Linked DNA regions of Homo sapiens: region 2 is linked to region 1. A link is a contact called in ENCODE Hi-C or POLR2A ChIA-PET data. All regions are on one chromosome and are shown on one strand. The core of a region is the stretch at or near the end of the contact, and the rest is flanking DNA. Distances in the headings are between cores, read along the strand shown. Region 1 holds the start of SNHG7 (small nucleolar RNA host gene 7). Region 2 holds the start of NRARP (NOTCH regulated ankyrin repeat protein).

Region 1 (3,875 bases), core at 158-2,657:
CACGGGGCAGAACGCTGAGCGTAGACATAGCCTCTCTAATCTCTGCCACCTAATGACACAGATGTGACACGGCAGCCACAGCTGCAACGCCTCTAGGGGCAGTGTCCTGTTGAAGACTAAATAATCCGTTTTTACTCCCCTGGAGACAGCTTCTAGCCTCAATGTGAACACAAGACCGACTGGTCCCTCCAGTCACTTAAGATGTTGCACAGGAGGGCTTAGTTACATTGGAGGATTGACCCTGTTCCAGCTCCAATGCACCAACTTACCCAACACCCCACGCACGTGTCATCTCCAGTGAGCAGACGTCCTAGAGAAAAAAAGAAACCGCAATTTTGTATAAATCTTGCAAACACCACAGAGGAGCATCACATAAACACTGCGTTTTTTGGGAGGCCGAGGCGGGCAGATCACTTGAGGTCAGGAGTTCAAAACCAGCCTGGCCAACACGGTGAAACCCGTCTCTCTAAAAAAAAAAAAAAAAAAAGTTAGCTGGCCTAGTGGCTGGCGCCTGTAATCCCAGCTACTCTGGAGGCTGAAGCAGGAAAGTCGCTTGAACCCAGGAGGCAGAGGTGGTAGTGAGCTGAGATCGCGCCACTGCACTCCAGCCTGGGCAACTGAGACTCTGTCTCGAAAAGAAAAAGACTGCGTTTTGCTGCATCTGGTCTCCAGGAAGGCGGACCAAAGAAGCTCCCTGCCACCAAAAAGCTCACTGTCACAAGGGCCGTTCTAGAAAAATCCGACCCATGTTACTCTCTCCCCTTACTCTACGCTTAATTTGCGGGAGGGGAAGTTGGAGTTACAACACAGTGGCCACGAAACGCGGGCTGCTGATCCCCTGCAGGTATCAAGGGACCAGGACCACGAGGCGGAATGCCCACCAGACAACCGAGCAGTCCTCCTCCCGCCAGAACAGCCTCCCGCTGAGCAGCCACAGTGACAAGGAAACCACCTGACGCAGCATAAGAAATCAATTTTTCAAAGATGCCGACAAACATCTTCCCACAGCCTGAGCGACTCAGGGAAGCAGCGGCAGGAGCGGAAGGGTCGTGGGTGAACGGGGTGCCTTTCTCTAAGATCCGAATTCGCGCACTCAGCTCTCACCAGGCTTCCCGAAGCTTCCTGGCTGGAAACCGCGCAGGGCCGGCAGCGCCCTCTCCACCAAGGGACACACCAGCGGCGCCTCCTCCGCGGCCCGGGCCCCCATCCCGCGGCTCGCGCGGCCAGGACGCCCCAGGTCGGAGCCTGCCCCCACCCCGCACCCGGAGGCCAGCAGCCCAGTCCCCTAGGCCGCGCAGCGCCAGCGAGAGCGAGGCTGCAGGGCGAGGCCCGGTGAGGCGCTCGAGAACTGGCCGGGAGGAGAAGTCAGGCGGCCCACCCGCCACGGCAGCCTCCGGCGCACGCAGAGGACGAGAAGGGAAGCGCCGCGCCTTTTATAGCGCGTACGGCGGCCCGCAAGAGTCAATCCGCCCCGCCCAAGCAGCGCCCCCCAGCGGTCCCCGGCCGTTCAGCTCCCCGCGCCCGCACGTGGGCGCTGCTCAGTGGCTGGCGGGCGGGCGTGTGGGTTCGCCACGCAGAGCAGCGGCAGCGCCGTGACCCGTGTCCTGCACCGCGACCGCCCCACGGGGCCAGCAGCCAGGGCCGCGCCGTTTCCGACCCGCCGGGTGCCGGGCACGCCACGGACACGCGCGGCTCCCCGTTTTCGCGGAGGATTCCCAGGCCGGGTCAGGAGGACGCTCCACGAGCCCGTGGGTCCCGGTGGTCCCAGCCATTGGGGCGGCTCCCGTGACTGTCGAGCAGCGCCCACCCCGGGCAGCATGGGGCTCCCGCGACGCGCTCCGTCCCTTCCCCACCAGGGGCTCTGCCGGTGTCGGCCATGGGCGCGGGTACACACCAGGCGCCTAATGAGTGCTGAGGCGGGCGAGGGTCCCGGCAGGCGGGATTACCGCGGCCAGGCCTGACTAGCGCCCTGTCTGCGCTGTGTCCTGGGACCTCGGTCACCGCGCAGGGCGGGACACCGAGGCCTCGCGGCCAAGCGACTCGCCGCGGTCGCCGGGCTGCGAACGGTGGAGCCGCCGGGACTCGGACCAGGACGCGAGCTCCAGAGCAGGGGATGACAGGCCTGAGCCGCAGGGGCCGGGAGGAAGGCCGCGCTGCTGTCCTGGGGCTGGGCAGCCTCCGCATTGCACAGCGCAGACCGCTCTAGCCTTAGGCCTGGAGGGGACACCAGGAGATGAGGCTTCTGGCTCAGCCTGCTCTCTGCAGCCACAGGCAAAGGCCAGGAAGGCCGGGGTGCGGGAGCTGGCATAGGAGCTGGCTCCAGCTCGGGTACTGGCTTAGAGGGAGCAGGAGCTGGTGATAAATTCAACTCAAATTTTCATTGCCTTTGCAAAGCCAGAAAACACCCCAGGGCTCCTAAGAAAAGCCCCAGCGCAGGACCCCAGGACACTTTGCAACTGGGCTGCAACTGCGCGGTCTGAGGCTCCTCCCTGTGTGGCCCCACCAGCAGGCTGGGTTCTAGCTCTGGTGTTGGGGCTGGAGCTGGCACCACAGCAGGCTCCACCTCCAGAGATGGTGCAGGCTCTGTCCTAGCACTGACACGGTTGTTGGAGACAAGCTGGCTCTGCCCCGGGGACCGATGCTCTGGAGCTGCCTCTAGCTGTGTTGCTGTTGCTAGTCTTTGCCCTGGGAAAAGTGTCAGAGCTGGTCCTAGCTCTGGATATGGTGCTAGAGCTGGTTCTTGATTGGATTTCGCTCTAGAGCTGGCAGGAACTCTGGCTCTCGTTCTGAAGCTGGTGCAGGTCTGAGATGGCTGTAGCTCTGGAGCTGCCTCTAATTCTGGTTCTGGTTGTGGAATCAGCCATCGCTTTATATCTGGTGCCAGCTCTGGCTCTGGAGGTGGTGCTGCAGCTGGCCCTTCCTCTGAACCTGGCACTGGCTTGAGGTCTACACCTGGAACTGGCTGAAACTCTGGAAGTGGTTTTGGAGCCGGTGCCCGAGCAGTCACCGGAGGTGGCACCAGATTTGGTGATAGAGCTGCCTCTGTTTCTGGAGTAGGTGGTAGAGCTGGTGCGGCAGCTGGAGTGAGATCTGGAGTTGTGCTGGCTGTGGCCATAGTTCTTGAGCTGGTACAGGAACCCGCACTGGTGTGAGCCGCGGTGCTGAAGCTGGGCCTGTAGCTGATGCTGGCCCTGGCTCTTTTTCTGAACCTGATGCTGATATTTGGCCCTAACCATGCAAATGGTTTTGGAACTGGTCCTGGCTAGAGGGCGGATGCTGGAGCTATAGTGGAGCCGGCACAGAAGTGACCAGAGCTGCCCCTGTCTCTGGGTGTGCTGCTGGAGCTGTTGCTGGAGCTGGCTCTGATCCTGGAACTAGCACCCGAGTTGTAGCCGGAGCTGGCTCTACCTTCTGAGCTGGTGCAGGAGTTGGCTGTAGCTCTGTAGCTAGTGAAAGCTCTAGCTGTGGAGAGAGGGCAAGAGACATCTCCTCCTTCAGAGATACTGAGTCCATTGCACCCGACCCAGCACTTGCTCCATGCTGCGGGGTAGATCTACCAAGCACTTACTGAAACCAGTATGCATAGCCCCGGAGCAGACCATGACCTGCTGAGACCCAGGAGAGGACCTGAGCCCCAGCACCTGAGAGAGGAGCTACCCCATGACAGTGGGGTACTTAGAAGGTGGAGATGTCACATCCCCTGCCCCAGGTCACATGACAGAGGTCAGAGGGTAGGTAGATGGCACTTCTGTGCAGGTCAGCCCAGGCTAGGTGCGGTGGCTCACGCCTGTAAGGCCAACACTTTGGGAGGCTGAGGCGGGCGGATCACCTGAGGTCAGGAGTTCATGACCATCCTGGCCAACATGGTGAAACCC
Region 2 (3,707 bases), core at 246-2,745, 570 kb after region 1:
GAGGGAGGGGGAACAGAACGGGGTGGGGAGGTAGACGCGGGGAGAAGGGAAGGGGGAGGGACAGCACGGGAACACCATCAGGCTGGGCGGTATTTTCAGTGCAACCAAGAAATGGTAGACTCAAGTTTTTAGTTTTAAGACTAGAAAAAAATGCATCACTCCCCCCCATAACCACATTGACCACGCAGTGTTTTCCAAACAAAAAAACCAGGCGCACAAACTCCACCCACAAATGTACACACACAAGATAAATAGTTTAGAACACCAGCAACAGCGAACAGCCGAGCGTCTCCTCGGCCGCGCGCCAGCGGCGCGGACCTCGGACCTCGGGGCTGCTCCTCGGCTGCAGCCGGCATCGGCGCGTCCCGGGCCTGCGGGCGGGTCCTGAAGGCGGCGGCGGAGCGCTCCGAGTCCGCCTTCGGCTCCCGCCGCCCGCCTTTCACCTTCGGGAGAAAACATTTTGCGCAGAGGATCCGGTATCTCGGGATTCCGAACTTGCTGGTTGCGAGACTCAAATTTCAAAAGGGGCTGGAGCCCGCGCCCCGCCCCCACCCGCGAGGCGGCGGGCAGGCGAGCGGGTGGGGGCCGTGGGAAGCTGCTCCGGCCCGGCCGGGCCCGGCTAGGCCGCAGGGAGGCGCTCGGCCGGCGGGGCTGCCGGACCCTGGGGCCGGGACGCACGCGCCGTATTCGCCGTGGCCACGGGCCTTCTGGCGGGGCCTGCGAGCCGGGCGCGCACCGAGGTAGTTGGCGGGAAGGTACAGCAGAGACGACGCGGGCGCAGGGCCGGGGTCCGGGGTCCCGGCGGGCATCACCGGCCGCTGGCCGCGTACTTCGCCTTGGTGATGAGATAGAGCACGATGTCCTGGTGGCCACCGAACGCGGCGATGTGCAGCGCGCTCCAGCCGTCGCGGTTGGCCAGGCGGATGTCGGCGCCGAACTTGACCAGCAGCTTCACGAGCTCCAGGTTGCCGTCGATGACCGACTGGTGCAGCGCCGTCTGGCCCTCGGGCCCGAACGAGTTCACGTTGAACTCGCAGTTGGTCATGTTCTGCAGCAGCGACTGCAGCTCCTGCGTGTTGCCCTTGCGCACAGCCTCCTGGAAGATGCGCTGCGTCTGCGGCGCGGAGCAGGTGGACAGCTCGGCCTGGCTCATGCTGCCGCCGGGCGCGGGCCGCGGGCCGGGCCGGGGCTCAGCGCGGGCGGCGGCTGCGGCGCGGGCCCCCGGCTGTCTCGGGGCGCGCCTCGGCGCATGGAGGGCGCGGCGTCCCCGGGCCCCGCACGCCGCCTCTGGGCGCTCCGGGCGCTCGGGGCCGGGGGTCGCCGCCGCGGGGACCCCGCCGCATCCAGCCGCGCCCGGGTGGGCGACGGGGGCGCGCGCTCGGCTCGCGGGGGCCGGGCCCGGCCGGGGACGGCGGCGCCGCGCGGTCCCGGTCCCTACTCGGTTCGGCTGCGGCTCCCACGCGGTCCCAAGGCGCCTCCCCACGCGCCGCAGCACTAGCTCGCCCGCCGCGCCGGGGCGCCTTTTACCTTCTTTATATTTGCATAACAATGGCAGCCCGTGACGCGCGCGCCGGCGGCCCCGGGATTGGGCCGCGCCCACATGGGGGCGGGGCGTGGGCGGTGCCGTGCGCAGGGGTCCGGGGGCGGGTCCCGGCGGCGGCGCGCTTCGCGGCAGGGGGCGCTGGTCGCCGGCAGCGCCTGGGCGGGGGAGGCCAGGTGGCCGCCGGGGGGGTCCAGCTCCGTCGCCGCCGCCGTCCGCGCGCCCCCCGGGCGCTCCGCGTCTCTTTGCGGTCGTCCCGCCCCTTCTCCCTCCGGCCACCCGGGGAATTCCAAGCTCCCTCAGCAGCCAGACCCAGGCCTTGCCCGGTACCCGAGCGCGACCGCCAGGTGGCCCCGAGGGCGGCCTCTCCCGGGCAGGGGGTTCGCGGGCATCTCAGGCCCGTGGCGAAGGAGAGACCCCTCTGAGCGGAGAGGCGCGCGGCGACCCCGGCCAGCCCGCGCCTCCGGGCTCACCGTCCACGCGGGTGGCAACTCCAGGCCCTGACGTGGGGCCTTCAGCCACGCGGGTCCTTCCCGCGCGCGGGCAGCCTCATGGCCGCCGGCTCAGCCTATGTGTGCCCCAACCGTACTGATGCGAGGGGCCTCCGGCCGGCCACCGCGGCTTCTATCGCCTGGCGGTGAAGGGGGTTCCGCTGTCCTCTCGGGAGGAAGCCCCGGGCCGGGGCGCAGCGGGAGGGTCGGGACCGCGGCCTGCCTCCCTCTGCTGCCCACGCACCAGCATGCGGGACACATAGGTCCTGCCCAGGTGAGCAGGGCTAGGTGTGGCGCCAGGGCCAGAAGGGAATTCTGAAACGCCTGGCTTCCAAACTGTAAAACCCATTTTTATTGACCACTCTAACAATTGACCGGGAGGCACTAGCAGGGGAAGCACAGCGCATTTCCTCATTAGAGTTTTACAGTTTACAACTCGCTGTGGTCGTTGGAAATTAAGGAGGAGTGATTCTCAGGCGCGGAGCAGGAGGCCAGGCAGGCTGGGGCTTGAATTCCTTCTGAAGCCAAGCCGGGAATTCCGCGCAGGCAGCTCTGAGCTCGGGCTGGGGAGACCCCCATGCCAGGCCTTGTCTGAGGAGGCTTCCGCCCACCAGCTCCATGTCCCCACATCCGGCTCCCCACAGGGGTGTGTCCCCACCCCATGCTGTGCCCATACTGGCAGGAAAAACTGGGCAGGCTCCCTTCGGGACAGACCCTGGCTGACCGGAGCAGGGTCCTGAGGCCCTGGGGTCCTCCTGGTGGGCTGGGAACCTCTGTCCCTCAAAGGCACAGCTCAGAGCTCGCTCTGGTCTTCCTGGGGCCGTGATCCCGCTGGTTCTGTTCAGCTCTCTCCTTTGGGCCTCACTGCTTCTCCCAGGAGCTCTCAAGGGGGCCACGGAGGGTGGAGGGGTGCTCCCCAATATGCAGGTGAGGACACAGTGGAGTCCCGGAGTAGGCCCCCAGCAGAACAGAGATGGGCGCTGTGGAGCCCAGGCCCGGGGCAGGGATGGCATGGCCTGGCCTGCCGTGCTCTGCTGGGCACCTTTGGCCTCTTAAGGAGGGGGAGCCGCTGGGCTGCCTGCTGGTCCCTGGTGCTGGCTGTGTCTCTGGACCTCAGACCAGGGCTGGGTGTGCAGGGTGCTCTGAGCTCACTGTCAGGAGGGCAGGAGCTCTGTCCTGGGCATTGATGGATTTTGTGCATATGCCCAGGGCCCAGCCAGGCTAGACTGGCAAGAGGCAGAGGGCATGACTGGGGGGTGGGCAGAGCCCTTGGTGCTCAACAGGCACAGGGCCTCCCCTGGAGGGTGGGTGGTTTGCAAACAGGCCGAAGCCCAGGTGGGCTCAAGCCGGGCCTGGAGAAGGCATTTGGCTATGCTGTGGGCCAGGAGCAGGGCCTGGGAGAAAGTGCCGTCGGCATCCGTGGCGGCGGCAAACAAAGGGGCCCTGTGTGAGCTCGGTGTGGGAACGCGGGGCCCCGCCACGGGCGTGAAATCGGCAGCGGCCCCTGGCGAGGGCCAGGCGGTGCGGGCGCCCCGGCAGGCACAGTGAGGCTGGTGTGGCGGCCCTGCAGGGCGGGAACCTACCCCCTGCCCGGGGTCCAGAGCGGGGTCAGGCAGAGGTGGTGGGGCCTGCCACGGCAGTGTGGCTGTGGCCCAAGGCAGGTACCCAGGCTCATC

Evidence for each region. Hi-C counts contacts between places; a loop is a spot of excess contacts on that map. ChIA-PET counts read pairs that join two places held with the same protein, here RNA polymerase II (POLR2A). Pooled maps may share reads with other maps.
Region 2: a loop to region 1 is called in a pooled map, with 5 times the contacts of the local background. The contact joins the promoter of NRARP here to the promoter of SNHG7 in region 1. A Hi-C loop is called at or near these places in 2 of 50 pooled maps. POLR2A ChIA-PET finds 5 or more read pairs at or near these places in 2 of 52 experiments (activated CD4-positive, alpha-beta T cell and activated T-cell).

Annotation. Positions count from the first base shown.
Region 1 is chr9:136,726,777-136,730,651 of GRCh38, forward strand. It overlaps SNHG7 (small nucleolar RNA host gene 7), which reads right to left and starts at 1,408. Exons shown (of 5, transcript NR_024543.1): 1 at 1,105-1,408; 2 at 270-310. LOC124900276 (cuticle collagen 2-like) reads right to left here and starts at 1,408. Exons shown (of 5, transcript XM_047424334.1): 1 at 1,105-1,408; 2 at 270-310. SNORA17A (small nucleolar RNA, H/ACA box 17A) reads right to left here and starts at 103; the gene lies at 1-103. RefSeq lists silencers at 1,156-1,835, 1,989-2,158 and an enhancer at 2,606-2,755.
Region 2 is chr9:137,300,776-137,304,482 of GRCh38, forward strand. NRARP (NOTCH regulated ankyrin repeat protein) reads right to left here and starts at 1,496. Exons shown (of 1, transcript NM_001004354.3): 1 at 1-1,496. The coding sequence starts at 1,153. The coding sequence ends at 809. RefSeq lists silencers at 354-403, 524-583, 654-733, 1,416-2,055 and an enhancer at 795-1,713.